Regions from separate parts of the Homo sapiens genome. Here region 1 is linked to region 2. A link is an interaction called in ENCODE POLR2A ChIA-PET data of the cell type or tissue named here. Cell type or tissue: IMR-90. All regions are shown on one strand. Links, peaks and the distances in the headings refer to the core of each region. The heading gives the core; the rest is flanking DNA. Region 1 holds the start of LOC124905175 (a long non-coding RNA gene). Region 2 overlaps DMD (dystrophin).

Evidence for each region. Peaks named below come from ENCODE experiments on the same cell type or tissue, not always from the same donor. Only the 100,000 strongest peaks of a DNase experiment are listed, where the experiment ranks them.
Region 1: POLR2A ChIA-PET joins it to region 2 with 10 read pairs; 4 of 35 experiments call an interaction of 5 or more read pairs at or near these places.

What each region holds. Positions count from the first base shown.
Region 1 is chrX:31,419,023-31,434,561 of GRCh38, reverse strand. The region is part of intron 60 of DMD (dystrophin); the gene reads left to right. LOC124905175 (a long non-coding RNA gene) reads right to left here and starts at 8,223. Exons shown (of 3, transcript XR_007068211.1): 1 at 8,130-8,223; 2 at 4,773-4,888; 3 at 1,750-4,184. RefSeq lists enhancers at 14,760-15,363, 15,364-15,539. In IMR-90, for the core only: a CTCF peak has its summit at 10,462 (motif pointing right); a DNase peak (open chromatin) is centred at 10,861; H3K4me3 peaks cover 346 bases; H3K27ac peaks cover 420 bases.
Region 2 is chrX:31,330,853-31,346,391 of GRCh38, reverse strand. All of the region lies in intron 61 of DMD (dystrophin), which reads left to right. Among named protein-coding and RNA genes, the nearest start is that of FTHL17, 270 kb to the right of the region's middle. In IMR-90, for the core only: no CTCF peak of the experiment used is centred there; no DNase peak of the experiment used is centred there.

The sequences.
Region 1 (15,539 bases), core at 2,914-10,913, 88 kb before region 2:
GTAATTTTTTAAATCTCATAAAATAATTACAAATGTGTCAGGAAAGAAAATACAGGACACTACCAGAATATATAGTAAGGACCTAAATGTGTGTGTGTGTGTGTGTGTGTGTGTGTGTGTGTGTGTGTGTGTGTGTGTGTGTGCGCGCGCGCTGCAGTAAGGGTGAGAGGCAGGAAAGGGCAATCAGGACACCCTCCCAATAAAAGTGACCTTTGACCGAGATCTGAAGGATGAAGACAAGCTGAGTGACTCTTCTATTCATCTATATCTTTTGTTTTAAATGGCCTGAAGCCTGGGACTAACTAAACAGGGTTGTAAAATTCCAGTATGTAAATTGAATAACTAGGGATCATTTGAAGTAATGGACTGCAGAGTTAATGTATAATTAAGTCACATCTAGGGAAGATTTCCCATCATTATCACAGAGAGCATCCTGTTTGCTTTCTTCACAGCACTTACGAAAATCTATAGCTATGTGTTTGGTGGCTTGTTTAATGAAAGTCTGTTTCCCCTATCTGAATGTGAGCTCCATAAGGACAGAGGCCCTGAATACCACATCTACTGACATTTGGCAGTGTCTTTCATATAGTAAGCATTCTATAAATGTCTTGAATAGATGAATGCATAAAACTAAGTTAAAATGTTACTGAAAACTATAAAAATAAGCAGAAAGTTATACCAGAGGAGAAAAATTAGGGGAAAAAAACTATAATTTCTGAAGACGTAGTACTTACATCTAAATTTGTGGCTTCATAAGGTTAACCAACACTTAAATAGTTTTGCCAAAACTCCAAGAAAAAAATGACCGGGTGTCGTGGCTCACGCCTGTGATCCCAGCACTTTGGGAGGTCGAGGTGGGTGGATCACCTGAGGTTAGGAGTTCGAGACCAGCCTGGCCAACATGGTGAAACCCTATCTCTACTAAAAATACAAAAAAATTAGCCGGGCATGGTGGCAGACACCTGTAATCCCAGTTACTCGGAAGGCTGAGGCAGGAGAACCACTTGAACATAGGAGGCGGAGGTTGCAGTGAGCCGAGATCATGCCACTGCACTCCAGCCTGGGCAACAGAGCAAGACTCTGTCTCAAAAAAAAAAAAAAGAAAGAAAGAAAAAAAAGAACTACCATTTGACCCAGCACTTCCATTACTTGGTATGTACCCAAAGAAATATAAATTTTTCTACCAAAAAGACGTGCGCTCATATGTTCATTGCAGCACTATTCACAATAGCAAAGACATAAAGTCAACCTAGGTGCCCATCAATGGTGGATTGGATAAAGAAAACGTGGCATATATGCACCATGGAATACTACACAGCTATGAAAAAGAAGGAAATCATGTCCTCTGTAGCAACATGGTTGGAACTGGAGGTCATTATCCTAAGCGAATTAAAGCAGAAACAGAAAACCAAATAATGCATGTGCTCACTTATAAGCAGGAGCTAACCTTTGGGTACACATGGATGTAAAGTTGGGAACAACAGGCACTAGTGACAAGGGCAGGAGGGTGTGGGACAAGGGCTGAAAAAACTACCTATCGAGTACTATACTCACTACCTGGGTGACAGGTTCAACTGTACTCCAAACCTCAGTGTCACACAATATACCCATGTAATAAACCTGCACATGTACCCCTTGAGTCTAAAATAAAAATTGAAATCTAAAAATATAAAATATCAAATCATAAAAATAAATAAGAAAACAATTGAATCTACTGATATGTTTCATTGCTTTTAAAATATCCACTTTGAATTACTGAATATTTTAATATTTTTAGTTTTACACTTCAGCACAGAAAGTCCAGAAATCCAACCCTTGAGTTTACAAAGACACCACATGATAGTTCATAGTTCACACAGCTAGTTAGTTGTGGAACTAGAACCCAAAATTTGCTCTCTATGTCTCTCACATACCTTTTCCCTTTATTCTAATAAAGGCATTTGTCAGTCTAAATGTACAATATTCGAAGACATTTTTTAAAGGAACTACTTATCCAAATCCCACCTGTCTTACAAGGTCCATGTGAAGCAATGAGATAAGGTCTGTGAAACTGCTTCCGAAACTATCAAATGTTATAAAAATGTTAAGTTTTATTATTAGAACTGCAGTTCATCTCTATGAAACCTTTCTAAACTTTCTCACTTTTCTGAACTTGACTACGCAGCGTCTTTTCTAATCTATTTGTTCTCCCTTTATAAGAAGAATTTAATCCTTTCCGCCCTGCTGGGTTGTAAGAAAAAGGACTCTCTTCTTTTCTATAATCTATTGATATTTGATTATATTACACATCTAATGGGTTCCCAATAAATACATAGTGAATAGAATTGAACCAAATTTCTTTCTAGACATGTGAAAAAAAATCCTGATCTTTAAATAGAAAGGGTACTTTCAAAGATTATATATAGAACCTCTTGGTATTTTGTATTTGCAATGAAAATATTTTAATTTGGGCCAGGTGCGGTGGCTCACACCTGTGGTCCCAGCACTCTGGGAGGCCGAGGTGAGCAGATCATGAGGTCAGGCGTTCGAGACCAGCCTGACCAACATGGTAAAACCCCGTCTCAATCAAAAATACAAAAATTAGCCAGGCATGGTGACGCATGCCTGTAATCCCAACTACTCAGGAGGCTGAGGCAGGAGAATCACTTGAACCCGGGAGGTGGAGGTTGCAGTGAGCTGAGATCATGCCACTGCACTCCAGCCTGGGTAGAGAGGGAGACTCCATCTAAAAAAGAAAGAAAGAGAGAGAGAGAAAGAAAAGAAAAGAAAGAAAATATTTTAATTTGTCTTATGTTCAACAGTTGCATCATATCTGCATCCTTTTGTTAAAATTGAACAGGCTTCTAGTTTCATATAATAATTTCTGGCCAGGCGCAGTGGCTCACGCCTGTAATCCCAGCACTTTGGGAGGCCGAGGCGGGTGGATCACCTGAGGTCCGGAGTTCGAGACCAGCCTGACCAACATGGAGAAACCCCATCTCTACTAAAAATACAAAATTAGCTGGGCGTGGTGGCACATGCCTGTAATCTCAGCTACTCGGGAGGCTGAGGCAGGAGAATGGCTTGAACCCAGGAGGCGGAGGTTGCTGTGAGCCAAGATCACGCCATTGCACTCCAGCCGGGGCAACAAGAGCGAAACTCCGTCTCAAAATAATAATAATCATAATCATCATCATCATAATAATAATTTCTACCAACAGCTGGCAGGAAAAAAATATGAGAGCATAGTCATGAACTTCAGATTCCACTCCCCTTACTTTTGGCATTCCATTCCTCTGAATTATAGCTTATATTTCTTTATTATCTCAGTTTGATTTAGTCTTTCTAAATATTCACCTCTGTTTCCATCCATAAATATCGACTGAACTACCTTTTAATATACTATCTTTTTGTAACAGAGAAAATCAAGTGTAGGTGGATTATTGTAAGTGACACTGAGGAAATATAAAAAGACCTTGACTTGTCCAGGCGCGGTGGCTCACGCCTGTAATCCCACCACTTTGGGAGGCCGAGGCGGGTGAATTACGAGATCAGGAGATCAAGACCATCCTGACCAAATGGTGAAATCCTGTCTCTACTGAAATACAAAACATTAGCCGGGCATGGTGGCAGGCGCCTGTAGTCCCAGCTACTTGGGAGGCTGAGGCTGGAGAATGGCATGAACCTGGGAGGCGGAGCTTGCAGTGAGCTGAGATCATGCCACTGCACTCCAGACTGGTGACAGAGTGAGACTCCCTCTCAAAAAAAAAAAAAAAAAAAAAAAAAAAAGACCTTAACTTGCTTCAAACAAGTCAGGACCCCCAATTCCAATTCTTAGGTCTGGCATTCCCATCAGACACTTAAACTGTAGGGGCAGTAAAGTTGCCCATGTGGCTACAGCTTTTGTGGCTGTGCTGTACTTGGGAATTTTAATGTTACCCTCTTTGAATTAGGTCCTTCATTGATCATGCATCTCAAAGTATCTCAGTGCCACATAAAAATTTTCTTTCAGAGTCATATTTTCCCATTATGAATGCTACCTACTGCTTATCTGTTGAGTGTACACTTTTAAACCTTCTGTGGGTGGTGGCCCCTTTGCCACTGGGTGAGTTAGATGCTGATCCTGGTCATTATCGCTGCCTTTCCAGCCTTTTCTGCTCTTACACCAAGCACAAGAATTCTCTGCTGATAGTCAGGATCTAGGGCTGGGAAAATGGGATGAGTTGTCCTGTTAGACAGGCCCAAAAGGAGTATTGTTTAATCCCCAGGGTGTGGGGAAGAAAGATACTCTTGTTTTCTTTTCCCCAAATGTGTCCATATACACCCTTCTCCTTTGCTGGCAGCCACCAGGCTTGTTGAGGATCTACCCTCCTCTGCATATCATGTGCATCAAGGGAAGCCCCAACCCAAGGGAATACATAATGATAGTCCTGAGCTATTTCATGGTGCTCTCGCAGTCTTGATTGCCCTCTTCGGAATTGGACATGGTCATATTACGCAATTTTAGGTAATAAAATACAAAGGGCATTCAGCTAAGGGACCTTCTGAGAAAGGTTTTTCTCGTCTAGAGAACTAAACAGGCATCCTTCTCCGGGCACTATGCGTAGTTCTTTATTCTACCTGGAACATTCTTTCTCCAGAAATCTTTGTGACTAACTCTGTCATTTCCTTCAAGTCTTATTCAAATCTCAACTTAAAAAAAAAAAAAACCTTCTTAAAATTTGACCACACTAATTAGACAGCAACTGCCCCATCTCCCTCTTCCCAGCCATCTGAATCCATTTCCCACTTACCTTTTTATGATAGCTCTTCTAGGAAGGCACTCCCTCCTCCCTGTGAATCATGTCTCCAGGCAATTGTTCCTTGTGTAGAGGAACACACCAAATCTGGGCTGCTCCTGTACAACAAACTGAAGGAGGTAGAATTGATTCTGCAAGAAGTTCAAAGCTAAATAAGAAGGAGTCTTGTAGCTTCTGTCTTGGTCTTCTGGAATGCTCACTCTGGGGAAAGTGATCTGCCCTGTACTAAGTCTACTCTAAGGCCACTGTGCTGTCTACATGAAGAAGCCACAAATCTAAGCTAGCCACATGGGGAAGCTGCATGGAAAGACAAATACGTGGCTAGCCCCCAGCTGTTGGCCGAAGATCCGCAGCCATCCCAAGTGAGGAGCCAGATGTACAAGTGAAAAAACTGTAACAGCCATTCCAATGGAGCCTTCAGATCAATTCAGCTTTGGCTACTATCTGACTGCAAACACATGAAAGAACCCAAGCAAGAAACACCCACCTGAGCACAGTCAACTCACAGAACCATGAGCAATACTGATAAATGGTTATTTTTAGCCAGTAAGTTCTAGGGTGATATATAGCAAAAGGAACATCTGTCCTGTTTTTTCTGGTTTTTCCTATCATACACTCATTCTGCAGGATTAACATGTGTAATATACTTTTTTTTTTTTTTTGAGATGGAGTCTCAATCTGTCGCCCAGGCTGGAGTGCAGTGGCATGATCTCAGCTCACTGCAACCTCCGCCTGCTGGGTTCAAGTAATTCTCCTGCCTCAGCCTCCCGAGTAGCTGGGACTACAGGCATCCACCACCACGCCCAGCTAGTTTTTTTTTATTTTTAGTAGAGACGGGGTTTCACCATGCTGGCCAGGCTGGTCTCGAACTCCTGACCTCGTGATCTGCCCGCCTTGGCCTCCCAAGTGCTGGGATTACAGGCATGAGCCACCACTCCCGGCCTAATATACTTTTTTAAATTGTCTTTCACTATGAGAAGGTGAGCTCCATGAGGCCAGGGATATTGTCTGTTTTGTTAGCTAATGTATCCAAATTACCTAAGAATAGATCTTAGCGTGGTAAATATTTGTTGAATGAACGAGTGAATAGATCAGAATTTCAGTAGCTACGTTGTGAGTATGTGGACAGTTCACCAAGAATGGCAGAATGGAAGGATGGGAGGAACCTGGAATAATGTCATTGTGCTTCTGGATTACCCAGTCCTGGAGCAGCTTTGCCTCTGTGGGCCTTGACTAGTCAAGACATTTTGTGTTGGGTTTTTATGTTAATTCCATTTGCATCACTATAAAGGAATACCTGAGGCTGGGTAATTTATAAGGAAAAGAGATTTCATTGGCTCATGGTTCTGCAGGCTGTACAGGAAGTGTGGTGACAGCCTCTGCTTCTGGTGAGGGCTTCAGCAAGCTTACAATCATGGTGGAAGGTGAAAGGAGAACCAGCGTGTCACATGGTGAGAGATGGAGTGAGGGGGTGGGAGGTGCCACACTCTTTTAAACAGTCAGATCCCACATGAACTCACTCTGAGTGAGAACTCACTTATTACTGCAAGAATGGCACTGAGCCATTCGTGAGGGATCCAGCCCCATGATCCAGTCTCCCCCACCGGGCCCCACATCCAACACTGGGGATTACATTTCAGCATGAGATTTGAAGGGAACAAACATCCAACCCATATCAGTTTTCTACAACCTGCAGCAGAAAGCATCTCATCTGGCACATGGTCTTGCAAATAATTCTGACTTAGATGCATGGGACTCAGATATGACTGAACCAGAAGATAAATCTAAGTAGCAGACACCACAGTATTCTCAAAACCACTCTTTCTCTTTCTCTTGTTGACCGAGGCTTTTCTACTGAGCAAAGCACCTGGTTTATAATATGTTCTTTCATTACGCCTTCTCCTAAGAGACCTCCTTAGTGTCCCTGCAATGGATGTCTGGGGAGCCACCAATCTCTTAGAGATGACTAGACATGTAGCCCCAGAAATGGTTACACCTTGAGCTTTTCTCTCAGTGCAGATGAGATACATTGCCCATCCCACCAATTTGCCACATTTATCTAAATTTCTGTGTTAAGCTGGGACCTCTACCACTCAAGCTGGGATGCCCCTCACCACCACCACACTGCAAAAACTAAACATTTTTCATTAGCCTCCTACTTGCAATTAAGTACATAAAACCTGCAAAACAAGTAATAAAATTAAGGCACTATTTGGTTAATGCCTTTTCTCAGAAATCACTTTTGCATGAAGTTCAGTTCAGTATTTTATCAGTGACTACATTAGTCTCGAGACCCTCTACCCAATAGGAGGGACAAAGATGTACATGACACAGGCTCCCTTCAAAGATGATTAATACATGAACTACATACAGTATTACAAGGGCTCCACTAGAGATGTGAGCCCCCCAGAAATGATATTAATGTGCAGAAGAGTTAGCAATAAATTTTGCACAAGGGGTGACATTTGAGCTTAGACTCGAGCAATGAGTAGGGTTCCAAGAGGTAAAGAAAAAAATGGAATGGTTTTCTAGGAAGAAAACCAGGTCTGGGAAGATCTGATATAACCTGAGGTAGTTTATAAGTCTGGAATGACTGAGTTATCGGGTATATGGTGGGGAAGGCAGCAGAGGTGAAATAAGTAATATCTAAGCAAATGAAAAACATGTAATTAGGGGAGATGAAATATAATTAAATTATTTACCTTAATTCCTCTTTTGACTCTTTACATTTGTCATTCATAAGGAAACAATTTCACTAAGATTGTTTTGACCTTTTTACCTTATTTGGCCAAGTAAACAAGGGACAGAAAGTTTTTAATGTAAAATATTCATTCAACCTGAAAGAACATTGATGATTCCAGACCATTTAAAGTTAAATATTTTAGAGTTCTCAATTATTTCTATTTGGATGAGTAGAACCTTTTTTCAGACTTCAGGAATATATGTTTAGTTTTTAACAGACTAATTGTTCCTGCTTTCATGCCAGCCTCATGGGCATCAGCAGGTTCAAGGTTAGTAGGTAGGAATCTGCCCCCTAAGAATGCAGCCTAAGAGTTAAGGAATGCATGATTACCCCTGTAATTACTTGAGAGGGGCTCTGAAATTCTGGCAGGGTTGGTGAGGCCACCAGATAACACTGATCAAGAATGTACACGAGGTTAGGAATTCAGACTGTAGCTGAAGTGGGGAGTTCGGGTAAACAGGCTCTGAATGGAAAAGATCAGGAATTCAAATAGACAGTTAAGTCAAGAAACCAACATCTTAGAAATGTAAACCTCACTTTAAGTCAAAGGCTCTCCAAGCTAAGACTTCATAATATATTTGCCAAGGCAAGAGCTAGTATCTGCTTACCTGAGTGGTCCTGGAGCTGCGGCCAGTTGAAACAGGAGATTGCAGATGGAATGTCAGTTAGAATACTTTCAGAGGCCAGTAACAGATACCTGACTTTAAAGTTCTTAAGTTTGTCTTTCCCAAGGTTTTCTGGTCATAAGAATCACCAGGGGCACTTGATTAAATTATTAATTCACAAGCCCCTTCACTGGAGATTCTGATGCAATAGACTTGGGAATATATTTTTTTTTAACACGAACTCCAGTGGAATCAGGCAAGAAGTGAAAACCCTATCGTTAATAATAGACACATTAGAAATAATAGAGACATTTGATAATCTAGCACAGTTCCCAAACTTTAGTATGCATCAGAATCCCCTGGGGGCTTGTTAAACTACAGGCTGGCAGGCTGCTCCCAGCGTTTCTGATGCAGTAGGTCCAGCGTGGAGTCCGAGATTCTACATTTCTAGTAGGTTGCCAAGTTATGCTGCTACTCCTGTGGTCAGGAACTGCACTTTGAGAACCACTAATCAAAATAAACTGAAGTCCAAAGACCATCAGACCTAGAGCTGGTTAATTCAACAGATTAGCTATATCAAGACTTGAGGTCAGCTTCTCTGGGATTCTCTTGTCTTTTTCCTCATGGTCCCAAGATGGCTTCCCACTGCGCCAAGCAACATATCCGCAGACAACAATAACCAAGGCAAGAAGGAATAAGGTTCAAGGATAACTGTATTGTGTGCGTGTGTGTGTGTGTGTACTCATGCCTGTGTGTCTGTGTTTGGAAAAGCAAACGTTTCCCAGAAGCTCCCCAACAAATTTCTTCTTATGTGTCAACTAGAACTGGATCTCACTGAACCTCTTTAAGCCAATCACTGGCTATGAGAAACAAGCTTACTGTGATTGGCTTAGACCAGATTTTAATTTTTTCCTCAGAGCTGTGTCCTTTGTTGCCCAATATCTGAACATAATTGAGCTTCTTTACCAAGGAACAAGAAGTAAATAGCTGTTAGTTAGGCAAATAGCTGGGTATGTCCACAAATGGGTTCTGAAACAAGTGTGATTATAATGAGGTTCAGAATTGAAAATATTAGTACAAATGCTAGTAAATAATGTATGATATTGGCTTTCTTATCACCATTTGCAACAGAATAACAGTCTCATGAAGAATTTGGCACAGCCATTGTAGAAAAAGTGCCTTTTCAGAGCTCACAGTATGCATGTACTCATCTTGCTTTTATTATACCTGTATATGGAATTGCAAGCTGTCCCTTCAGGTAATGAAATTTAGACAAGTTGGAACCTGTATAACAGCAAATCAATACTGAAATTATAGGCAAAGCCTGTACTTGTGCAGACTAACACATAGGATAGAAAGACTTTGTGATCAAAATTCAACAAATCCCACATTTATAGGTATCCAACATAGAGAGAAAACTATATATAGTGGTGTGTCTTTTTATGTGTTTGCGTTTTTCTCCTTATTCATTCCTGAAAGTGTATTTTCTTTTAACAGACTCACAACTCAGCTACACCCCATATGCCCACAGTCAACACAGTGGAAAACTGAGTTGTTTATTTGAGCCTCAAGTCATCCAAATACTTCGTTAAACGTTGTAGTAAAAGGTCTCCCCTGAATTCAAGGAGGATGCCCTAAGTTTTCTGCATCCTTTTGATAGAGGAAAGTATTAACTAATGTCAGACTATCTGTTGTTTTATTTTCCTTTACAGCACTAGATTTTGTTAAGGACATTGATAATTTTGAAAGAGAAGCTAAGCTAAGGTGACAAATATATCTTCTGTTGGTCAATATCTAAAATTATGTATTATTTCTTTTTTGACTACACCTTACAGTGGTTAGTTTGCACTTTACGTAAAAAACTGATGTCTACCATCTTCCATCTTTGTAAGCACCATCCAGCCTAATAGTTGTTGGTTTGAATAATGCCACAAGCTTTGTCCAGAAACCAAAAACCTGATTTCCAAAGACTAGTCTATGTAGCTGAGCCCTTCATTCCATAATCATTAAACTATGGTTAGGACACAGTATCCAGTCTCCCCTCAACCTTGTCCAATCACAGTCTATGCAGAGATCATGTAACTCGATTAAAATCTAGAACCATAGAGACATTTCCCTTCCCTGGGGCAAATGGGAATTGCACATGGGGGAAAATGGTGTGGATAAGCAAAAAACGGAAGTTTCCAAAGTGCAACAGAATATTGATAATTTTAGTACATTTCAACATACAGTGAGTGTAATGACGGCATTTTCCTACTGCTTCCTTAGTTGTGAAGATTTTGTTTTTTCTTCTGGGTTCACTGCCGGGAAAAGAGCAGAAAATGTTTTAGAGCCTCTGCCAGCAGAGGGGGCATTTACCATTTGTGCATAAGGTCTCTGGCACTGTGCCCTGGGGTTCTCTTTTCTATATGTTTCTAACAGTCACACACAGCAGTGTGACTGTTTACAGATACTTTACCGTCTTCTCTGATTGAAGCAGGGACTGGTTTGCCAGCAACTTTTGGTTGTTTTTGTTTTTTTGAAGACCATGCAACTAACAGATGTTTGTTGTTGGCTCCATATCTACATTCTTTGAAAGCTGGAGAATCAAATTGCTGACATTCAGACAACACTAATTCCCATATCCAGGGAGCCTAATTTGCCGTCCCTGAGATCCTGATTCCTGGTGTTCACGGGTTTAAAAACCATTTCAGTGACACAATATAAGAATGGGCTTGGGAGATGCAGCGCTGTCTCCACTAAAGATAATCACATTTTATAAACATCTGCGTCATTACTGGTATGATTCATCTCTAAGCTGTATACAGCTGTGTTTCCAGTTTCAATTAACAATCCCTTAATTGCATATCCATCTCATGTTACTAATTTAGTTAATTTATTCATAATTAAGAGTATTCTGTTTTCTACCAAGGTTTGTCGAGCTCAGAACATTATAAAGAAAAATATTTTAAGGCAGCATCTCCGAGGGATTTTGTTTCTTATAATCACATCACAGTAAAATGTCATTCATGCGCCCAAAGGAAGATGAATTGCTAAGGGATTTTTTTTTCCAGTAAAATAAGAAGCTTTGGGAAGCTGCAGTGTGTTGTGTTTTTAAACCAAGTTAAATGCGATGCATTTTGTTCTTTTCTTTCTCCTTCCCTGACATCCTCTCAAAAAAATTATCATTTTATTTGTATTATTGCTTAAGTATCACAGCAAATCCAGTCACCAGTGCAAATAAAACTGTCATTACCCTGTCAGGTAATGGTGTCTCTTAAAATCTAAGCTATAAAGTCTGTACATTTTAGAGGACATTAAGATCAAGAATTTTTAAATTGCCTAAGTCTAAGCAAGTGGAGTACACCCTTGTGGAAAATGGAAGGCAGATGAAAACATGATGCCAGGCAGTGAATTCATTTTAGTTTGATCTTTTCTACAAAAATACATATATCCGTGCAGCAAGAGTCTTGCCTGTGTTAGTACATGTGTCTGTGTGTCATTCAAAGCAGCAATAACAAAAAATTAAGACCATTTCTCACTTTGTTTATTGTTCAAGAACTCCCACCTATAGCCTTGACCTGTGTTTGAGCTTAAAAAAAAAAAAAGTCTTATAACTGCCCAGTGGTTTGGAGATTTTACACAATAGAAATAATAAGCCATCTTTTGCCTCACATGAATTCTACTAAAATCAAAACTCCATAGGATACTTTCCAAAGTAACTGGTGAAAGGAAAAGTGTGGTAGTATAGGTATGCATATTATCCCCATCACTTTATTTCTGAGCTCTTCTATTTTTTAAAAATTTTAATTTGTATCTTAAAAGGGCAAAACATAAGAAGAGGTAGGAGTATTCTAAATTTCAGTGACAACAAATTCATTTATTTTACAATTTAACCATTGCCCGTCAACATTTACTTAAAATTTCAGCATGGGAGGTTTTAAACACTTCTAGAGTCCCATCTTACCCCATTTCCACGATGCTTTTCTTCTCCATGTGTTGCTGCAGTTTAATATTGTCTGCGTGTTTTAATATGTTAAACGAGTTAAACATAGAGTAGGAAGTTAAAACTGTTAGCAGCTATATGTTTCCCAAGATTGATGAAAATTCAGGTAACACTCCAACCTGTTAAAGATACCTGCAATCTGGCCAGGTGCGGTGGCCCATGCCTATAATCCCAGCACTTTGAGAGGCCAAGGCAGGCAGATCACCTGAGGCCAGGAGTTCGAGACCAGCTTGGCCAACATGGTGAAACCCCGTCTCTACTAAAAATACAAAAAACATTTAGCCGGGTGTGGTGGCATGCACCCATAGTCCCAGCTACTCGGGAGGCTGAGGTGGGAGAATTGCTTGAACCCGGAGCCTGGGTGACAGAGTAAGACTCTGTCTCAAAAAGAAAAAGAAAAAAAAAAATATATATATATATATGTGTGTGTGTTTATATATATATATATGTGTGTGTATATATACATATATATATGTGTATATATATATGTGTATATATATATATATATGTGTGTGTGTATATATATATATATATATGTGTGTGTGTGTGTATATATATATATAGAAAGAGAGAGAGAGAGAGAGAGAGAGAGTAAGCAGGGAGGGGTTGAAGCCAGAAAAGACTAGAAATTATCTAGGCCAAACCCTTTAATTTATAGATTAGGAAATAGTTTCTGGTTGACTTAGCTGAGACGTTCTCATTTGTTAAAAGCAAGATCAGAAATCAGACACAATTCAACGCTCTTCACTACACCTTGTTTTTCTCTTTGTGGAAAACAAGACGTATCCTGTTCAAAAATTTATGCTGTTTATCTGAAAGCCCAAAATGCCTGTTTACATCATATTTTCCATTTTGCAATAGCAGCTCATTTTGGGGATTATTTTCTGATGAAATCTCTAGGTTTAGTTGTACTTGAATATCTTTTTATCTGTACACACTGGAATATGCATATAATAATTGATAGAAATGTGGATTTTAAAAGTAGAGATGATCATTATTATTTTATGATCCTTTAAGTTAATAAAATTCACCTAGAATAAAATAAACAAGTTTAACTAAAGTTCTCGCATTTTCCCAGAAATCGTAGACTAGAAACTAGTCTTATTTGCTTATTTTATTCCAAAGCTTATTTTACCTCTATTATTTTGTGGTTCTATAAAATATTTCTGTGTATTCCTCCAAAGAACCTCTTGGAAAAGAAAGTAAACATCACATCTGAAAAATAGCTGGGCATTTTTTCATTATCTCTGCAAGGGGAGGGGACGTGAAAGGCAACCCCATATAGAAACTCAACTCCCTGCTTTTTACAATGAATGAAGTTTTTCCACTGCACTGTCAGAATGGTAATTCTTGCTAACTACTCACCTATTTCACAACATTAACAGAGTTCCAGGATTCATGCTTTAATATTGCATAATGGTCCATGTTTTGAACATGAGGAGTGGCAGCGGAGATTACACTTTGATTCCTTGGATTTCATGTGGCACTGGATGGGAGCAAGGCACTGATTTTAAGTTGAGATAAAAAGGAGAAGTCAGTCAATGCCTGCAGCCAGACAGGACTCTTGTAATAGCTAGGGAGTATGCCTCATTTGGATATGCATGACTGCCGGGCAAGGACACTGCCATGAATCGCTAATGGCAGCAGTTGTATGACATAAGAGAGATGTGTATCAGCAACTCACAAGTTGACTTTGTTACATGTTATGAACACATTCCTGTGGGCACTCATTCATAGAAGTGAGAAATGTGGACACCACAGTGTCCCAGGCCTTTGTTACCTTATGGCCTGGGAATATCTTGCTTTGCTGGAACATGAAGCCACGTCTGGTTATAAGAAGAAGTTTGATCTGGGAGCAAAATTGCCTGTTCACGCATGTCTTTCTCACTTCTTTAAAACTAACTTGCTATAAGGGTGATTAAAAAAAACAGATGTCAGGTGAGAGTTTTGCTTTGCATCAACTTCCTACTTGTAGAGGTAATAACATAAACCTTGCCTGGCAATCATTATTTGTCATCCAGCTGAGGGTGTTTACTCTTGAGAAAGAAGTAATGGACAAAATTGACTTGGATTCTGGTTCTATGTTTCCCATTAATTGACTCTGGACATATACATGCAATTTAATCCATCTTACTAAAAACATGACCAACTCACAGGATGTAAATTCTATTCTATAGAAAGGGCTTTCCCTCAGTAGTTAGTCAAGGGACGGTTCCTAACTCCTGTCTTTATTGAGCTTATTTTCCAAAATAAATGTATTATTTTCTACTTTGTTCACAGAGCAAGGCAGCATAAAGAAATTAAGCAACAAAACAATAGTGTATTTTTACCCAACTTTCTAGAAAACACCCATTTTTCTTAAGTTTTGATATTTTTTTGCCAACAGGCAGTCAAAAAGAAGATAAATAAAACTGGGTTAAGTTGGTAATGACACAATAAATAAATGAGATGAAGAAAGAGGCAATAAATATGAGTGGATACCAACAAGAAACATGTTCAAGCCCTGAAAAAATAATGAGAAAAGGTAGAACTATTAATAATACATCCCGCTCTCGTATCACACCTTGCTCCCCAGATACATCCTATCTGTCCTGGCACCATGTTGATGCTGTTGTTCTGTAAGCTATGCCAATGAACATGTTGGATGACCTACTCCAGCTCTACCTCAAGATTTCCAAATAAGAAAAGGACCCAGGGATCTCCTTGCTGAGGTCTTTATCCATTTACTCAGGTCACAAGTACTAATTAAGCAGCTCTTATGTGCAAAATGTTATTGCTTCAGGTCAGTTTTTCCTATACTGCTGTTCTATAAGAGAGGAAGAAGGTCCCTGCCCTCAGAAAGCCCTAGAATACAGATCTAGAGATGGGTTCAACATCTTTGTTATGCAATTATTTCATTCCAATTGTAATGAGTACTTAGAAAGGACAAAAGCAGAGTGCTGAGAGAGTATAACAGAGGGACTTGACCTGGTGTAGTAGGCCTGGAAAGTTTCCTGGGGAAGTGGTATTTTAGACAAACAACACACACATACACCCATGAATGTATACGTGTGGAGAATGTATTCTAAGTAACTATGATGAATGTATTTCTTACTGTAGGTCATGGTCAAAGTTTGAAAACTATTGTTCTAACTAGTATTATAATTCCAGGGATAGTAGAGGTCATGTGACCTGTTTAGCACATGCCTGCCTTAACAGTATCTAGTAGGCCAGGCAATGTGGCTCACACCTGTAATCCCAGCACTTTGGGAGGCCAAGGCAGGTGGATCACTTGAGGCCAGGAGTCTGAGACCAGCCTGGCCACCACGGTGAAACCGTGTCTCTGCTAAAAATACAAAAATTAGCCAGGTGTGGTGGTGGTGCCTGTAGTCCCATCTACTGGGGAGGCTGAGGCAGGAGAATTGCTTGAACCCGGGAGGCGGAAGTTG
Region 2 (15,539 bases), core at 2,610-10,609:
TTTATCCATCATTTTAACGCAATTACTTTGTGCCTAGAAATGTTACAGATTTTAACTAGTTTAATCCTTATAGCAATCCCTTCAATCCCTTAAGGTAGGTACCATTATTATACCCATTTCAATGATGAAGAAACTGAGGCACACATTCATACAGCTAGTAGATGAGGGAGCCAGGATTGAAACTCAAGAAGTTGGCTCCAGAGTCTGTGTTTTTAAGCATCGCACTGTAATTTTACTTAATTTATATATTTTATAGAGAGGAAGTAATTCTGTATGATCTCCATTCTTCTGCCATATTCTTTCATTGCCATTTTCTGATCATTTCCTTTCTTTTCCATTCTCCACGGGTTAATAAAAAGATCCACGCTCACAAATACTTTAAAGTATTTGAGTAGATGTTGTCATGTGTGTCTCCAGTTGGCTGTTGTCTTTTTGAACAAAATTTCCTGGAAGGTGTTGGTCCTGTGTTTTTGTCATACATCGATAATAGATTAAGAAGAAGTATCTTATTTTCTGGACTGGCTCTAACTTTATTATCCGCATGTGGTCTAGTTATTTGGACACAGTTTCACAATGCTTTGGAGTTGCCAAGAAAAAGGGATAAGTTAAAGCAGTTTATCTAAATGAGTGGGATCGTGGCTTTTAGGAACGGCTCTAGAAAAATGATAAAGGCTACAGATTTCGTCTTCTGCATCTTTCCAAATCTCTGGTCTACTTAACTTGCCTTGGTGACAGCCATTCTATTCGATTTAATTGAGATTAAATGTGATAACATACTCCTAAGCGACTCATAAACCATAAATAAAAAATAGTACTATTATGAATATTAATTACTCCTCAGACACCAGGTATATTCATTCATATTTTCTTCTCCCTGACTCCCCCTCTGAATTCCCATGTCTTACCCATTAAAACCTATTTTCAGAAAATGATATACTCATTTAACCCAAGTGATAGGTAAAGTTTAATGTGTACTTCTCCTGGGTTATTTGCATTTTATTAGTGTGAAAATCCATAAGCCTGAGGTGGTAGAACATCGGCCATAAGCTCTGAGCTGTGAGGAAGGAACTTTGAGGGGCCAAGGGGAGCATTCTCACACCTTTCAAACCATATCACATCAGTGCCCACTTCCAGAAAGGTCAGGCCTGTTAGACACAGGTATTCATAAAGAGACTGATCTACCTGCCTGAATGGAGCCAGCCCCGGAAGTCATCAGTCTCTTGGATGCCCATGTGGAATATCAATATACGCTTAAAAGCTTTGCTTGCAGGTATAAAGAAAATACCAACTTGGTTTAAGGGATATTTAAGAAATAGGACGGTGAGACTAAGGATGGATTGTTTCTTTACATTGTACTTTTTAAAATTACAAAGGTACTCTATACACATCAAGAAAAATTTGGAAAGCCCACAGTACAAACAAGAAAAGAAAAAGTATCCATAATCCTATGACTCAGAGATAATCACTATCAGAAATTTGGTTTATATACTTTCTGTATTTCTCTTGTGGTTGCGTGTGTGTGTGTGTGTGTGTATCAAGGTTCTATCTTTTATTTTTTTATTTTTTTGTTTTTTGAGACAGAGTGCAATCTCAGCTCACTGCAACCTCCCCCGTCCTGGGTTCTAGCGATTCTCATGACTCAGCCTCCCGAGTAGCTGGGATTACAGGAATACGCCACCACGCTTGGCTAATTTTTTGTATTTTTAGTAGAGACGGGGTTTCACTATGTTGGCCAGGCTGGTCTCGAACTTGTGGCCTCAAGTAATCCACCCACTGAGGCCTCCCAAAGTGTTGAGATTACAGGCATGAGCCACCACGCCCGGCCTCTCTCTTTTCTTTTAAACCATGCGCAGATAAAAACATGCTACAGTTTTATGAGCTGCTTTTTTCCCTTAAAACTATCTTTCCAATATTTTCGTGTGTTTAAATATTCTTCTTCAGAGTAATTTTTCTAATGACTGGCTAATACTCTCTTCTGTGGCTGTACCAAATTTACCAACACAATTCTAAATTGCTCAATATAAAGATTATTTCACAATCTTTATTATATCGAGCATTATGGCTAATATCCTTTTTATACCTTTACAAATATCTCAGATTCTTTCTACAGGATAAATGCCTAAAGGTGGAATTGTCATGTTAAAGAATGTTTACATTCGTAAGCCTTTTCAAGTGTATTGCCAAACTTACCTCTAGAAAATTGCACCAGAAATTGGGTGTGCCATCCAAACCGTATTTGAGCTAGGCATGGTGTGGCTCATGCCTATAATCCCAATTCTTTGGGAAACTGAGGCAGGAGGATCACTTGAGCCCAAGAGGTCAAGGCTGCAGTGATCCATAATCCACCCCCCCCCGCACTCCAATCTGTGTGACAGAGCAAGACCCTGACCCTAAATTTAAAAAAAAAAAAAAAATCACCATATTTGAAGCAGGACATCTCTGAAGTCACGTATTTGCTACTATAAAAGCAGCTTCCCCCCACCAATGAATAAAAATATGTTTTAAATATTCCTCTAAGGTCATATTAAATGAATTTGAATTGATACTTTTTTTTAGACAGGCCTGAGTTGATACATGTTTAGTAATGTGCTTTCAGGTTACTATAAATAATAATAGGGTGGCTCCTAAAGCTTAGAAATTACAAAGAAAAGAAAAATAAGGAGGAACTACTAATTGCACCCGCCAGCGTAAACATGCTTACTGTCTCTGTTTATCTTATTCTCTCTCTCTCTCTGTCTCGCACGTGTGTGCACTCTCTCTCTCTCTCTCTCTCACACACACACACACACACACACACACACACACACACTCCCCTTTGGAAATTATTTGGAAATTACATTACCAGCTGTCTGTTGTTTATCAGAAGACAGAGGCAGCCTTTTACTAAAAAAAAGAATTCACTGTTTCTTCCTGGTGGCCCAATCTCTACATGTTAAAGAAATTTTTTCTTTTATCTTAGATCTAAGAGAAAATGAGAAGAGAAAAGCATTGTGAAATATGACCCTTCTCCGCTGATAGACACTAACTTGTCCTTACTTCTAGTTTTAATACACTGCTACTCCTAATTGACTTCTACAACTTAAACCAAGAAAAAGGAGAAATTCTAATAGTGTGACTTCAAATATGTATATAATTTACAATAAAATTATCATTTAAATTATTTAAATTATATACTAATTTATAGTTATATATGTATAATTGGTAGGTATATTGTCAGTCTCTTCATATGTCTGTGATTAAGAAAGTACTAAAGTATTCATTGGTTGGCATAGTAGTCTGAAAATTGTCCTTTTCTTTTGAAGAGTTTAAAGATTTGTTGGGCGTGGTGGCTCACACCTGTAATCCCATCACTTTGGGAGGCTGAGGTGGGCAGATCACTTGAGGTCAGGAGTTCAAGACCAGCCTGGCCAACCTGGTGAAACCCCCATCTGTACTAAAAATACAAAAATTAGCTGGGCGTGGTGGCACTCGCCTGTAATCCCAGCTGCTTAGGAGGCTGAGGCAGGAGAATGGCTTGAACCCTGGAGGTGGAGGTTGCAGTGAGCTGAGATCATGCCACTGCAGTCCAGCCTGGGTGATAGAGAGAGACTCTGTCTCAAAAAAAGAATTTAAAGATTTTTCCTGACCATTATTTCAATTCTCTGGTCTTCTGTTCTAAATTCTACTTTTCTCACCAAGAAAGATCACTATATATTTGGGTAAAGGGAGAAATCATTCTATAACAGTAAAAAGAATCCATGGTTTTCTTAATATTTTACAAGTTCCAGAGGTCCCTTAAAAGAATATTTTCCAAGCCAGGTTCTTTAAAACATTAATGTTATATTAGGTTTTGATAACTGTCCCTTGAAAAAAATAGTACTGATTAATAAGATTGGAAAAACACTAGGTTTCAAAGATAAGCAAGTTTATTTCTTGTTAGAATTCTTGGAATTTTTATTATACACTGAGACTCTAAGAGGATAAGGAGTCTATAGTTCTCCAGTTTTAGGTGACTGTGGAAGCCTTTTTCAGGCACACCAGTTAATTTCACACTAAACTTTATGCCATGGATCACAGTGAATCTTTGCCTTAATGTGGTATTTGCCAGATGCTTTAATGACAAAAAATTTCTGCTAAAGGTTGTAGAAACGTGATCCAATTAAAAAGAAAATGAGTATTTATGAGGCAAAAGGGTCAAGTCCCTCTCTTTACTGAAGTTCCCAGCCCCACTCCCACCCAGGAGCCCTCTTGTGCTGTGGAGTTTCCTAACTGGAGATAAGCTTAGAAAGTATCTATACCAGTAGTTTCCAAACTCTGAGGTGTGGCTCATTAGCAAATCCTAAAATCAGTTTAATGACTTACAACCAACAATTTTTGACTGGTATGGAATGGAATGGAATGGAACAGATTAGAAAATATCAGAGTGCATTACCTAAGCAAGGTTAAGTGTTGTTTTGGCGGTGGTTAATTTGTTAGATATGTGTGTACATGCGTGTGTGTGTGTGTGTGTGTGTGTGTGTGCGCGCGCGCACGCACGCGCGCACGCCAGATCACAGTGTAAAACGTTTTTCTTCTGTGGGTTGCAGTCGAAATAGTTTGAGAAACATTGAATCATTCGAGCCCTTTCCTTATTTTACAGATAATGAAATAGGTGCAGAACGATCAAATGACATAACCAAGGTCACAAAGATAGTTATAATACTGGGACTGGAACCCAGTTTCTGGACATCCAAGCCACACATCACACTGCCTTACCCGTTAAGAAGAAATGCCCAGGCCAATAACTGTCTAGTCTATCTGCTATTGCCAACGATTATTCTCTCGTATATTCCTCTTCGTTTGGCCATCCTAAGTTGATTTACATAACCTAAATTTTTCTCTCAACACCTCTGGGCTAAAAACTGCCTTATCAAAATGGTATCGATAGCGGTTAAGAGTAAAAGCTGTAAAATGAAACTGACTGGGTTCAAATATTGACTCAGACACTTTATGCTTTTTTCTTTCTCTTTATTCTTCATCTTTAAAATAGGGATAATAGTAACATATTTGGTCAATTGTAAGACACACTTTTCCACCCACGTTTCAACAGTTCTGAAATCAGAATGCACCATACGACCAATGGGATATTGAATTCGGTGAAATATGGCTGTATTATTTCATAGGGTTACAGTGAAGATCAAACAGTTAATATTTGTAAAACCCTTAGAGTAGTGCCTGGAACATAGTAAGTGCTATTCAAGTGTTTGCTATTAGCTTTAGCATTAGTATCATTATTACTATCAGCTTGATAGTATAACTTAATGCATGCCTGTTAGAGTCAAACTAGTCATGAAAGTTTCATTCATTCTCTTGCATTTAATGGTCAGTATAAGTAGTTCCTCTCCTTTCTGAAGATGATTTCCAAGGATCTAATCTGAAAGTCCAGTGTTTTGCACATTAGAACGGCTCAATAGTTGTTTGTATAACTAACGAGTGATAAATAATCAAAAAGATAGACCTTAATCTCTAAAATGTCAGGATAGTATTAGTCTTGTTGACAGTTATATTCTACAGTACCTAATGTGGTATGTGGTACTTGGTAGATGTTCAGTAAATATTTACAGAATGAATTATGTCTTATACCCAAAAGAAGAAGAGGTAAATTCACTCTTGACATTGATAATACACAGAGGCATGAGATTTAGCATAGTGGCTATCACATAGTAGACACTCAATAAATAATGTGACCTTTTCTGTTGCTTCTCAGCAAAGACTAATAGCATTCATAACTTTATATGGTCGTTTTTATCAAAGTCGACTGTACCATGTAATACATTAAGGGAAAAGGCTGACTTCAAAATTACAGCATGATCACAACTATATTACAAAATAAAATAAAAATAACAGAAATGTACACATAAAGGAAAAATGGAAAATAAAAAGATACCAAAAGACAAACAGTTATTGCATCATTTCTTTCTTTTTACTTTTACAAATTTTCTGGTAATAGCATGTACTACCTTTGTAATGGAAAAAAAACAATAAAGGTAACATTTTATACTCCAGCTTTTAACCAGTGACCTCTTGCAGTGGCAATGGGACTCTGAAAGACAAATTTCCTTTTTACTATTTATTCTGAATTTAAAAGCTGTTTCATTGAGTGACCTTCTCAGATTATGAGACACTGTAAAAAGAAATAACTGATCCATTATTTCTTGCAGGCTTTACAATCTTAACTGCCTTAATCATATCCCTGGTTAAGTCTTTTTCTCTCTTGTCAAAGTGACTCAAGCTTTTACAGTTTCTCCTTGATACATAGGGCCTAGCAGTTTGTTTCTATCTTGAGAGTTGCCAAGCTTTCATCCTGGACATTCCCCACTACACATACACACTTAATTTTAAAAAATAGGGGAAACCTTTAAGCACATCTAATAATTGCTGACATTTCACTTAACAGTGCTCCAACCTATGCTACCAGTGTCCTCAGGGGACAGACAATTTGAAATATGAGTGGGGCAATAATTTAAAGCTTCAGATTGGCTTAAATAAGCCATCATGAGGCCGGGTGCGGTGGCTCACGCCAGTAATCCCAGCACTTTGGGAGGCCGAGGCGGGCAGATCACCTGAGGTCAGGAGTTCAAGACCAGCCTGACCAACATGGAGAAACCCTGTCTCTACTAAAAATACAAAATTAGCTGGGCGTGGTGGCATGCATCTGTAATCCCAGCTACTCGAGAGGCTGAGGCAGGAGAATCACTTGAACCCAGGAGGCAGAGGTTGCAGTGAGCCGAGATTGCGCCATTGCACTCCAGCCTGGGCAACAAGAGTGAAACTGCATCTCAAAAAAATAAAAACATCAAAATAAGCCATCATGATAAAAGTCAGAAAGAATTTTGCAGGTCCAATGTGAGATGATTTGCAGGCTAAAATTCTCTTTCAAGTAAAATCTCAGGGTGAAATGATTTGAGCCAGTTTCTTCAGCAGTCACATGTTGTCCCAAGTGTTAGGAATTTGGGACAAATGCCATGTGACCTACCAGTGATGCTGATAATGCCCCTATAAATTCAAAGACAGCCTTTCCAATGCCCATAAAAAGCAGCTACAGCAGTAATAATTATATTCTCTTCTTAAAATGTGTTGTCATGGCCCTTTTCTCCTTTAGCTCAAATGTATACTCCCCAATAAGCTCTCAGATTTATTTGCTTTACAGTATCATTAGCAACCAGATTTTGCATCGTTGGCCCTATATATCCCATCAATTTGAACACATGAGGAAACAGAACGTTTTTGTTTCTGCTATGGGAATTTCTGTGCTGGGGCTGGCTTACAATGGCTCAAGAGAGCCAATTGTAAAATATACAGGAATTGTGAGCTAGTTATTAAGCCTACCTTTGGTAGCTTGAAATCAGGCATAGTGGGAAGATTTACTCCATGGAAATTGGCAAATACTACAAATTGGGGCACTTTGTTTTTTTTTTTTTTTTTTTTTTGTGCATAGATGGTTTCCCAGAAATGACTAATTTATCTATGTTATTTGGATCACTCAAGTCCCTGTAGGCAAAGAATCTTCATAAACTTAGCAGGAAGGATGCTCAGGATCCAAATATTTATGTGCGTTGCAGAGTGACCACTCATCCTGGTTTGTCTGGGACTTTCCCGGATTTAGCACTGGAATTCCCATTTTCCAGGAAATCTCTGTAGTCCCAGGCAAACCAAGATAGTTGCTCACCCTAGCCTTAGGTAAAATCCCTAGAAGTAGAGCCCTATTTAGATAGATGGGGCTTCTTGTAGAAGTAATTTGTTCAGGTGAAAGGGAGTGAGGGAAGCAGGATAAAGTAAGAAGGATGCTGGTCAAGGAGTTAAGTGGGAAGGAAGAGACTCACTTCAGCTTGATCCCACAGGGAGCTCTGGAGAACAAATTGTCCCTACTTTGAGATAAGGGGCCTGGGCTTTTTGTTTGTTTGTTTTGAGATGGAGTCTTGTTCTGTCACCCAAACTGGAGTGCAATGGCGTGATCTTGGCTCACTGCAACCTCCGCCTCCCAGGTTCAAGCTATTCTCCTGCCTCAGCCTCCCGAGTAGCTGGGACTACCGCGCCTGGATTTTTTTTTTTTTTTTTTTTTTTGTATTTTTACTAGAGACGGGGTTTCACTAGGTTGGCCAGGCTGGTCTCGAACTCCTGATCTCCTGATCCGCCTGCCTCGGTCTCCAAAAGTGCTGGGATTACAGGCGTGAGCCACCGCGCCCAGCCAGGGCTGGGCTTTTATTTTCCCGTGTGAATTAGTCATTGGCTGTGGATTTCTGGGGAGTAGGAGATAGCAAAGCAGTTCCCATTTGGCCAAGGGAGGATTTCTGGTGAAAGGACCAATGAGGCCTTAGCAACCAACACTCACAACAACTGCGGCTGGGTGAACCAGCTCAGTAAAAGGGATCTGAGTGGAACAACAATAGTATTAACCTCTCCTAGACTTTATGAAGCTGCTATCATACCCCATGCATAATCTGGCTTTAGAGCTGAATGGGCGCATTTAGCTGGATCACTAACCACCACTCCTTCGTCACGGACTTACATGGAAATTAGCCCGGTGGCATGGAAGAGATGAGACAAATGTCTGTTTCTTTCTTATTTCATCTTCCTCATTGTGACAGATTCTTCTGGGCCTCATGAGGAGCTAGGGCCAAGAGACCAGCACCAGAGTTCTGAATCAGTTTTATAACATGGGCACTATTTTGGTGGAATGCTGGCTCTGAAGGGTGTATTTTTACACTACCCAGAAAATGAAGGCATTTGTGAATTTGGCCTGGGGTAGCATTTTGTCATCTGTCCAAAATACAAAGCTTTGCACAACAGAAATAGTGGGATCACATCCCTGTGGGCAAGAATCATTACTTTCGTTTTTCCATTTGGATGTTTTCCATTTTCAGAACACAACCAGTTTGGGATTACAAAGTACTTTCTGGTGAGAACTTTGAAGTGAGGACAAAAGGCATTTTGTTCTTTAGTAGACTTACATAAACTGTTCCTGGTTTAAAAACCATTCTAGATTTTTAAATAGACTTTCAGATATCTGCAGTAAAAATCATCTTGATTTCAGGCGACTGCAGGTACTGCTCTGTTATGTGCTATGTCTCCTTAAGGCTGTAAGGGACAGGGATAGGCTTAGGTGATAAGGAACATTTTCAGGATACAGAGAGGCATGAAGAATAACATGGGCCGGGCGCGGTGGCTCACACCTATAATCCCAGCACTTTGGGAGGCTGAGGCGGGCGGATCACGAGGTCAGGAGTTGGAGACCAACCTGGCCAACATGGTGAAACCCTGTCTCTACTAAAGACACAAAAAATTAGCCAGGCATGGTGGCGCACACCTGTAATCCCAGCTACTCAGGAGGCTGAGGCAGGAGAATCGCTTGAACCCAGGAGACGGAGGTTGCAGTGAGCCAAGATCACACCATTGCACACCAGCCTAGGCAACAGGGCGAGACTCCATCTCAAAAAAAAAAAAAAAGAAAGAAAGAAAAGAATAACATGGAACAACAGACACCACGAAACATGTTTGCTTCTTTCTGTATATGCATTTGCTGCCATAGACTTCAGACTATTACAGTATCATATCTTCTCTCTTCTCTCCACCTAACACCTTCTACTTATAGTTTCTACTTTCTTATGACTTCCATTTTCTTCCTTTGTTATCCGACTTTTTAAACTTCCCCACCCATCTGTCATCTCTGTTTATCTCTGTGTATTACATTCAAGCTCTCCAAGACAAAGCATCTGATTGGATTAGTTATTTATTATCCATCTAAGGGTAATGCCATCTCACAGGCCACAGGCCAGACTGTAAACTAGGCTTTCTTGACCTGGGCACTATTGGCATTTGGGGCCAGATAATTAGTGGAATGCTGGCTCTGAAAAGTGTATTTTTACACTACTCAGAAAATGAAGGCATTTGTGAGTTTGGCCTGGGGTAGCATTTTGTCATCTGTCCTAGAATACAAAGCTTTGCGCAACAGAAATGGTGGGATCACACCTCTGTGGGCAAAAATTATTGGGGGCTGTCCTGTGCATTATCTCTGGCCTCTACTCACTACATGCCAGTAGCACTCCCCTCCCTTAGCTGTGACAACCAAAAATGTCTCCAGACATTGTCTGTCTGATGTCCCCTGTTGGGTGAAATTGCCCCTAGTTGAGAATCACTCCTTTATACCAATGCCTGCACAATTTGTGGTAATGAAAGTCATGTGGAACACTAAATACAGTGACCTATGCCTGAGGAATTATTTGAAGTTGCTTTTCTGCATCCTTAGGGACCCTTTAGTCTCTCGATGAAAGGGAGTGTCCTCAGCAGACAATCTTCAGGAATTGCATCAGCTGCCTCACCCAAGATCATACCCCTTACAGGGGCAGCTCTTCCTGATCAGTGTAGGGGAATAATGACCTGGCCATTTTGGCCCAACTCAGGAGAACATTAACATTCTAGCTCAAGAGCTCCCATGGGGTTGAATGAGACTGTCACTGGGTCTGCATTCACCTTGACTTCTCCCTATTTCTATTCCTGTTTCTTTCACTTCCCTTCCACAGTTGTCTATCCTGCTCTCTAATCATTGCCTTAGAGTTGGCTTCCTGGAGGAAGCCAATCTGTGAGGGGGCAATGAAATTGACAGGCATTTAGAAGCATCTAAGAAAAAGGTATTATAATAGGCCCATTACAGTCACTGGGTAATTTGATTTACTCTTGCTTTCATAATGAGGTTGATTATTTTGTTCAGGATAAGTAGTGATTATTATTATTTAAGGTGTCCAACCTCATGATCTCCATTAATAGGTAAGGACTTTGGGGACAGCATAAAATTACATGAATCTCTTACCTTAAACCTTAAGCTCAGCAGCATACATGCCCATGACAGGCAAGAGTTAGAACGTAAGATGGTCAGTAACATAGATCTTGAAAGGAAATATGTTGGAGTGTGAGCACTTTAAGGGCATAGGGCCTGCATTACTTTTTTATTAAAAATAATTTTGCATCTAACACAACATCTTGCATATTAGATGCAGGATATGCCTTGATTGAATGAATAACTGGGCACTTAAAAGATTGTTCCCAGTCTAATAAAATGAAAGAACTTAGCCTGGTGCTTAGTCTAATGTCCAGAAAGAGTTAATGAACTTCACTTTATCTTCAGTCAGTTAAGAATTGATTCACTTTGTTACTCAACAAATGTCTGTTGAATGACCAATGTAAATCAAACTCTGATCTAGGAACTGGGGAAACGGCAGTAAATAAAACAAAGTTTATTTATTGTGGAGCTTACATTTTAACAAGAGAAGATGGACAATCAGGTCATGATAAGTTTGATTTAAAAACAAAGAATAAAGCAGGCTAAAGGGGCTAGAGGATGGGAGAAGGGGACCCTTTTAGTGGAGTGGTCAGGAATGGTGACATTTCAGTAGAGATGTGAGGAAGTACACCAGTCAGATATTGGGGGACAAAGTGTTCCAGGTGGAGGAAACAGTAAAAGTAAAGGATCCAAGATGGAGCATGCTTAGAGGGTTTGAGAAATATTAATAGCAAGGAAGCCAGTATGACTGAAGCCAAGGAAGAAAGATGGTGAATGATAGGAGGTCAGTGAGTGACCAAGGGCCAGACGAGGAAGGGTCTTATCAACTATGGTTGGCTATCGTTAAAAGCCTTTGGCATATATGCTTTGTGAGAAGGGAAGTCATAGAATTCTGAGCTAAGAAGTGACATGGTGCCTGTAGCATTGTTACTTACTGTGCCTGTAGTATTCATTCATTCATTCCTATATTTATTAACAAAAACGAGTCACCTGAAATATGAAGATAAAAAGAGAATTATTGCCTTGGGACATTTAAATACCAATCACAAAAGACAGACCTATAAAAAATGACCTCCTACAGTGGTAGTAAATAGTGGGTGCAATGGGAGTAGAATGGAAGGGAGGAATCCATTCCACAGTGAGAGAAAGGAGATGTTCTATCTAGTTGAGTATTAACGCATATTGTCCCTGAGGCTACATGCAAATCCAAAGTAGAGGGTATTCCTTTTGATAGGAACTTAGCAAAGAATGTTTATAATTGCTTGGTCCCTGATCTCACCTAGCAAGAGTCACAAGATGCATTCAGTGATGAAAAATCAGTTTCTCCCTTCTACTTAGCCATTCTGATAAGATGAATATCTCGGGCCGGGCGCGGTGGCTCACGCCTGTGATCCCAGCACTTTGGGAGGCCAAGGTGGGTGGATCACCTGAGGTCAGGAGTTCAAGACCAGCCTGACCAACATGGTGAAACCCCGTCTCTACTGAAAAATACAAAAGTTAGCTGGGCATGGTGACAGGCACCTGTAATCCCAGCTACTTGGGAGGCTGAGGCAGGAGAATTGCTTGAACCCAGGAGGCGGAGGTTGCAGTGAGCCGAGATCGCGCCATTGCGCTCCAGCCTGGGTGACGGAGCAAGACTCTGTATCCAAAAAAAAAAAAAAAGATGAATATCTCCCTTTCCAGTTTCGTGTGTAGTCTCCTTACCGCCCTTCTGTTCAGAAAAGGGATTTCTTACGTATGTATAATGAATATAAATATAGGTTTTAGAGAGCACTAATGTTTTAATGAGATAGAAATAGGCAGACGAGAGAGAATAATTGAAGGATTAGTCAACATGAGGGCAATTTGATAGGGAAAGAAAAAGTCTGAGCAGGAAATGTCTGTGGAAAAAAAAAATCGAAGAGGAATGGAATGAAATGAGCTCATTTATGGTGTGAGTTAGGGACAGAAGGGATTTATTCTCAGGAGGTGAAAAGTGAAGGAGTTCATGTTATAGAATTCGACCTAGACCAGCTATCAAGGGAAAGAAAGTAATTCAAAAGACTTGGTCCAGGAGATCTGGAGCAGATACATCTATTAGAGGAAGATTCAGTTTTGAACTGCATCTTCAGTTATTCCTGGAACCCAACACAAAAGCTCATGACAACCTTGTTATCTTCAGGCAAAAAAAAAAAAAAAAAAAAAAAAAAGGCGGGGGCAGCAAGGCTTATGTCTTAAACAAGACAGCACATAACTTCAGGTCAGAGAATTCCATTAACATGAATCACCCACACCAATTTAAATAGGAAAAAAAATAGTAAGCTTGGTTATGTAAAAATTTAGTTTAAAAATCAGAACCAACAATTGAAATTAAACAAGAATGTTTTATTTATTTCTAAAAATATTTAGCTATTTATTTTGAATTCTGAAGCAATACTAATATAGTATATAATGATAAAACACAGTTGATTTTCATAGTAAACATCAGCATCAGAATGCCAAGAGGAAGATTTGTCTCCGTTCATGTTTTATTACTCTGAGAACCGCGTAACATTTTTTAAAGAGTCAGAAAATGGCTAGAAAAAGAGGAAGAAAGATTATTTCCTTAACTAGTTCCCTGGTCCCATGCTTTGGTGGTTAACAGTCAGTTTAACTCTAGAACCATGGAAAGTCTCTGTCACTTTCCTGGTTACCCTGGGATTCCTCACATTGGCAGTAAGTTCGTGAATGAGATAAATATCCTGATAACTAGCTACATTAATGATGAAAATAATTATAAACGTAGGAGTTGGAATTTTTAAAAAGTATCGAGCGCTCTGTGCTCTTAACACAGAGGAAGCATTTTGCATAGATTAACCCGTTTAATCCTCACACCAACCTTTAAAATAAGGACTGTTATTGTCTCCATTTCACAGAAGAGAAAACTGAGACTAGAACAATTTACTAACATATTCAAGTTCATACTTGTAACTATTATGGATTATCAGCCTTAGAAAAGGGGTTCCAGACACCAGTGAATAGCAACCCACACGTCTCAACTGCACAGACCAAAGAGGATGATAATCCCCATTAATCTTTGCATGTTAGTAGAGGCAGTGGCTAGTAACAAATGGGAGAGACTTTGGCTGGAGGATATTTTTTATTCTTTAATCTTTATGATACTGTTTCCCCTCTCCCCTTCTCTCTCTACTCCTCTCTCTGTCAGCTGTATCCACAATAATGCCACAATATAACTACTATACAAGAATATAAAGCTTCTGTTCTCATGCTTATGGGTCTACAGGTCAACTGTAATTCGGGTGATCTGGATAAAACTTGACTGGAAAGCTCTACTTCATACTGAAGCATGCCTGGGTTCGCCTCTAGGCTGTGAGTTCAGTTTAGATGGTTTCTAAATGTGTTGGGTTGTGAGCCCCAGACTAAAGGATCAGAAGCAACCTGGGGCATGTTCTCATGGCAGATTGCCAGTGTGACAAGCCTCTGTTCACATCATATCTGCTAAAGCAAGTCACATGGTCAAGCAAGCCAAGGTCAAGGAGCTAGGAAGCACACTGCGCTCACCATGAGGCCATGGCTAAGGTATACATGTTTAGTTCTTTCACAACTGAGTGAAAAATGGGCCCCAAATTCAATCTCTCCTATACTCTTTTTGCGTTAATTGCTAGTTCTTTCTCACTCTTCTCGCTTTCTAATGGATGTACATCCCATCTATGATCATTTGGTTTTTAATATCTGAGTTGCTCCCTACTGTCTCAGGTTTCAAATTTTACTTTCCTTGAAATTTCCCTGGTGCCTAATACAATACCTTTCACACAGAGAGCGTTCAGCAAATGGTGTGGACTGCCTGTCGTCTTTTAAAAGTACATCTGCAGAGACAGTAAAGGCACCTGGCGATATTGCATTGACTTGTTAGTAACCTGACTTAACCCAGATGGCCCAAAGACTGTAACCACCATTACCTGGAGGAAAGTTCCCTGGTAATGCAGTCAGCCAATTATGTTCGAATTTACTCGAAAATTCCTTGAGCATAAATTATTCATGGCTCTATTTATGTAGGTATCTATCTTCCTATATCTGACCTTAGGAAGCTTGATTGCTTTCTTACTCTTCTAATAATCACCGTGATGTTTTTGAAGTTTTCTATAAGTCGGTTAGAAGCAGCTTTTTTTTCTTTTTTTTTTTCATGAGTAATGCCGCCCAACTTTGGCTATTAGACTTTGTGTGACTGTGCAGCCATCAGCACTGGATATTAGATATAGTTTTATCTCTGCAACTCAGTCACCTTGCCAAGAATTTTAGTATGAACTCTTGACTTCCCAGATCAAATGTGAGCCTGATACTCTAAATGACTTGGCAATCTACTGACAAATCCCATGGTGTGGTATTCTGTTCACCATGTGCAATGGTCTCAGAGCTCAGCATTATCTGTCTGACAGCTCATATAATATTTACAGGTTGTTATTCGTTAGGAATTTTAGTTAGCCATAAAGATTTTCACAGCTATGGCAGACATTAGAGGTCTCATTCATCACTCTTGTGACCTTCCTCTCTGGAATGTAGCCCATCTGTCTCTGCTGTTGAAATCTTTATGGAAAGTCTGCCCATCTTTGAAAGTTTAGTAAGTGATCTTAAAGTTTTCATTGAATCTTTACTTTTGATATACGATATAGACATATAAAGCACTATCCTTATTTTAATTTAACGTTTTGAAAAGTGTTAAATTTAACTTGGCCTTTCATTTAAATGACAGAAAACTTACTCTTGC